2 separate regions of the Homo sapiens genome follow, and region 2 is linked to region 1. Evidence: chromatin loops called from intact Hi-C (ENCODE). Cell type or tissue: mammary epithelial cell. All regions are shown on one strand. Region 1 overlaps IKBKE (inhibitor of nuclear factor kappa B kinase subunit epsilon). Region 2 overlaps EIF2D (eukaryotic translation initiation factor 2D).

The links. A loop is a pair of places that touch in the nucleus more often than their neighbours do. Peaks named below come from ENCODE experiments on the same cell type or tissue, not always from the same donor. Only the 100,000 strongest peaks of a DNase experiment are listed, where the experiment ranks them.
Region 2: a loop joins it to region 1, with 7 times the contacts of the local background. A loop is called at or near these places in 3 of 110 quality-filtered maps.

What each region holds. Positions count from the first base shown.
Region 1 is chr1:206,488,718-206,491,217 of GRCh38, forward strand. It overlaps IKBKE (inhibitor of nuclear factor kappa B kinase subunit epsilon), which reads left to right. Exons shown (of 22, transcript NM_014002.4): 17 at 2,102-2,141. IKBKE-AS1 (IKBKE antisense RNA 1) reads right to left here. Exons shown (of 2, transcript NR_172918.1): 2 at 2,399-2,500. Among named protein-coding and RNA genes, the nearest start is that of IKBKE-AS1, 7.8 kb to the right of the region's middle. In mammary epithelial cell, a CTCF peak has its summit at 1,549 (motif pointing right); no DNase peak of the experiment used is centred here.
Region 2 is chr1:206,607,301-206,609,800 of GRCh38, forward strand. It overlaps EIF2D (eukaryotic translation initiation factor 2D), which reads right to left. Exons shown (of 15, transcript NM_006893.3): 3 at 2,076-2,159; 4 at 936-1,026. Among named protein-coding and RNA genes, the nearest start is that of EIF2D, 3.9 kb to the right of the region's middle. RefSeq lists enhancers at 2,248-2,347, 2,388-2,447. In mammary epithelial cell, a CTCF peak has its summit at 978 (motif pointing right); no DNase peak of the experiment used is centred here; H3K27ac peaks cover 266 bases.

The DNA.
Region 1 (2,500 bases):
AAGGTCTTGGGCTTTATTGCCAAATTCTCTTCTCTCCTTGGGATTATCTAAAAACCACTGTCCAATAGAAATATAATGCCAGACACGTATGTAATTCTAAGTCTTCTAGTAGCCAATTTTTAAAAAGTAGAAAGAAACAAGTGAAATTAATTTTAATGTGTTATTCAACCCAATATATCCAGTGTCATTTTAGCGTGTAATCAATATAAACAAAATCACTAAGGAAATACCTTATATTCTTTTTGTGTTATCTTCAAAATCCCACGTGTATATATACACATAAATATATAACTTATTTCCTTAGCAATTCTGTTTATATTGATTACATGCTAATATATATATTTGAGACAGGGCCTTTGTCACCCAGGCAGGAGTACAATGGCATGATCACTGCTCACTGTCGCCTCAACCTCCTGGGCTCAAGCCATCCTCCCATCTCAGGCTCCTGACTAGCTGGGACTACAGGATGCTTTCCCATCACTTCATTGTTTTATATTTCACATATATATATATAATTCATATATATATTATTCACATATATATATTATTCATATATATATTATTCACATATATATAACATTTATAACACATCTCTATTGGGAAACTAAATTTTATATATGTGTGTATATGTGTGTGTGTGTGTGTGTGTGTGTATATATATATATATATATATATATATATATACACACACACACATACATGGAGCTGTGTGCAGTGGCTCATGTCTGTAATCTCAGCACTTTGGAAAACTGAAGCGGGAGGATCACTTGGGCCCAGGAGTTCAAGACCAGCCTGGGCAACATAGCAAGACCCCGTCTCTACAAAAAATAAACAAAACTAGCTGGACGTGGGCATGCGCCTGTAGTCCTAACTACTTGGGAGGCTGAGGTGGGAGGATCACCTGAGCCTGGGAGCTGGGAGTTCGAGACTGCAGTGAGCTAAGATCACACCACTGCAGCACTCCAGCCAGGGCAAGAGCGAGACCCTGTCTCAAACAACAACAATAACAAAACCTCTAGGCATCATTACCCTCCCCATTTTATAGATGAGAAAACCAAGACACAGAAAGGTTAAGTAGCCCAAGTAATCTAGGTCCAGCTGCTTTTAACTATCCCATTTTACAGCCTCAAAGGAGTTTTACTTCTATTGGTCTTTAAGAGTCCTTTAATAAAATTAAAAATGAACCCCTAACTGTTAAAACCCAGCGTGTTGAAAGATACCATTTTTTAAAATGCCCGGTGGTCTTCAGGCTCTCTCGCATGAGCCTCACGGGACTCCCAAGTGGCACCTGTGATGGATAAGGAGACAGGCTCAGCGAAGTGAAATCACTCGCCTAGTGCCGCCTGCCAACAGGAGGAAGGGCTGAGGTTTGTCCCAGGTCTCTCGGACTGCACACATGCTCTTAGCTGGCCGAGTGCAGGGCCCAGGAGGGGGACTCTGCTATGAGAGGAGTGGGATGGGGAGGCCCTCGAAGTGAACCGCCATCATCATTTCATCTTGGGGCTGCCGCCACCCTGGAGGCCCATTCCTGCGAAGACCAGGAGGGGGCAGCATCTCCCTAGTGCATGAGCCTTAGGGCCCTTCAGGAGGCAGCCAAGGCCATGAAAGCTTCAGCCTTTCTGGCAAAAGTGGCTGGGCAGAGCGGGGAGGTAGAAGGTGGTGGCCTGATTTCTCCAGCTCGTTGCAGGTAGCGCCCATGAACATTCAGGGATGGGACCACCCAGCTGCAGGCATCAGTCACTCTGGGAGGGTGCTGGATAAGGGGCTATGGTTGACCGAGCCTCCTTCTAAGCCCACTTCATCCACCAACTCCCACCTGAAGCATCCCCCACGTCCCCACCCCGGCCCTGCACTGCAGGCTGCCTTCCCCTGGGGCCCTCACACAATTTCCCCATGGCTTCTTGAGGCCCTGGCTTTGTCCTAATCAGCTATTCCGGTGCTAGCTTCACTCCTCTGCCCCTCCTGCTCCGCTGGGCGGTGAGTTCCCGTGAAGCAGCACAGGCTGGGCCGTCTTCATCTTTTAACTGTCTCTCGACCTTTGCTGCACACTGTTTCGTTGACTGATTGAATAGGTGACATCTGTTCTGTCTGTTTCCTCCAGGGCTTGGCTACAACGAGGAGCAGATTCACAAGCTGGATAAGTGAGTGGCCTGTCCTCCGGCAGGTGGGTGGGCAGGAGGGTGGGTGTCCTCAGGGCAGAGCGATTCTCAACGCCAGAGGAGAGGCAGTGAAGGGCCCTGTCCCGGACTGCAGCTGAGCAGAGTTGGGGATAACAGGTTATCTGGGGCCAGGGGAGGGAGTATGCATAGCTTAGTTGGAGGGAGACTTCTCAGATGCAATCTTGAAGTAACTGGATTTACTTCTGGTATGGACAAGACTGTTTGCAGGCTTTTTTTTTCTCTAGTTGTCCTCACTGATGCACCACTTACCACTTCCTGCTTCTGCCCTCTGCCTGAACCTTCCCTGCCTCCCCCCGCTCCTCTGTCTCCCATGTTTCCCG
Region 2 (2,500 bases), 120 kb after region 1:
CTAAGCCATGTATTTTTATACGCACATGTATATATGTGTAGGACAATGACAAGAAGGACACACATCAAAATGATAATGGTTATTTCTAGGAGAAAAAGATTGTGGGGTAAGGGAGGCTTTTAATTTTTCAGAGCTGTTCATACAATTACTTCTTATTTTTAAAAAGAAGCATTGGAGGCTAGACGTAGTGGCTCATGCCTGTGATCCCAACTCTTTGCGAGGCCAAGGCAGGAGTATCGCTTGAAGCCAACAATCTGAGACCAGCCTGAGCAACAGAGTGAGATCCTGTCTGTATGTAAACTGTATCTCAATAAAGCTATCAAAAATAATTAAAAGATGAGGATAATGATATGCATATAGGGAAAAAGCATGAGGGTGATGAAAGACAACAACAACAAAAAAACAAAAAAGGTCACAAACAGGAGACTAAGGAGACATGACAACTAAATGGAATTTGGTATTTTACATTGGATACGTGAAGAGAAAGAAGATATCAGTGAAAAAACTGGGGAAATATGAATAAAGTCTGTAGTTTAGTTAGCAGTACTTTGCCAATGTTAATTTCTTAGTTGTAATAATCTATATTGTGGTTATGTAAGAGGCTACCATTAGAGGAAGCTGGGTAATGAGCATTTCAGAACTCTACTATCTTTGCAACTCTTCTGTAAATCTAAAAAATAAAATAAAATAAAATAAAATAAAAATGCTAAGTTGAAAGAAAACAGAGCAGCAACAGCAAACAGCAAATACACTCTGCCCAGGCACATGGATTCCCCATAGGTTTGCTGCCATTCTCCTGCTGGCCCACTCTGCTTCTTCCAAAACCGATTTTTGCTTTCACTCTTTTGTTCATATGCTTTATAAGTTGTCATTCCCCTCCAACTTCTCTTTTACACAAGTTTTTCCCCCAAAGGCACAGTTGCCTGGCACAGTACCTGTTCCCCACCAAAGAAATGGCACAGAGGTCGCCCTTCTGTACCTGAGGCAGACCAGCAGGGGGCATCACCAGTCCAGGCAGCATCAAATCTGCAATGAACAAAAAAAATCACAACCTGCATTCAGCCTCCATCTCACTCTGCGTTTTACTTCATCATTTCCTCACTCGCTCAACAAAAAAATAGTTACTAGGTATCAACTATGTTTTTCATAATAAAAATGAAAAATGGCAACTTCCAACAAAAAAATAGTTATTAGTTATCAACTATGTTATTCATAATAAAAATGAAAAATGGCAACTTCAGTATCAGACCTTCTCCCCTTAGGGGGCTAAAGGTCAAACAGAGTTTGAGTGTCCTGGCCGGGCGCAGTGCCTTATGCCTGTGGCTTACGCTTTTTATGACCCCTTCACCCATCCAATAGCAGGACATTTATTTTTATTCAAATGGTGGTTTCTAAGCCAGAAGTGGGAACCTTGACTTCCACTCCAGACTCAGCTCCTAACATTCTTCTGGCATAAAAGAGCTACTCTTAGCCAGGTGCGGTGGCTCACGCCTGTAATCCCAGCACTCTGGGAGGCCAAGGCGGGCAGTTGACTTGAGGTCAGAAGTTCGAGACCAGCCTGGCCAACATGATGAAACCCTGTCTCTACTAAAAATACAAAAATTAGCCAGGCGTGGTGATGCACACCTGTAATCCCAGTTACTCGGGAGGCTGAGGCAGGAGAATCACTTGAACCTGGGAGGCAGAGGTTGTAGTGAGCCGAGATCATGCCACTGCACTCCAGCCTGAGCAACAGAGTGAGACTCCATCTCAAAAAAAAAAAAATAAAAAAAGTTTGAGTAGCCTATAACATGATCTGTCTTGTCCTAGTTTCCTAAATTCAGCTTATTGATTTACAGTATAGCACATGGTGGTTCATAAAATACTTTCACAACACTTATTTAAGCCTTACAACAGGGCCAGAGGGGCCCAGAGATCTTGTGTGGAACCAGCCAAGTGAGAAACATAAAACACATAGGGGAAAAAATTCCATTTTTCAACCACAAAAACACAGGAAATGGGTAAGTTTATTACATCAGTTGGCTTTTGCTAAGTAGGTTTCAGCCAATAGCCAGAATATAGGAGAATCCTCTTACCTGCTCCCCCTACCAGTTTCTCGAGCACCAGAGGCCATGTTGTAAAGGTTGGCAGAAGATCAGGATAGGACCACAGCGTGTACACTGTACAAAAAGAGATCCAGAAAACACTACTACCAAAAAGCCAATCTTCTAGAGAAATGGAAAAACCTAACACTATGGTCACTTTAATTAGAATACAGGAAAGAAACTCAACTCAAAGCTAAAGAGAAGGTTGTAAGGGGATGCCCAGAGAGGTTTCATTTTTGAGGAAGGAAAAAACCTAAGAAACTGAGTGTCACTTGAGATTTGGAGGCATCCGGATTGCAGCAGCAGAAAATGGTCACAGTGGACAAAAAAGTGAGGGCAGAGAACCAATGAAGCTTTTATTTACGGCTTCAGAAGCAAGTAGCCTAAGAACAGGAAGCCAGCTGTATAAAATTTGG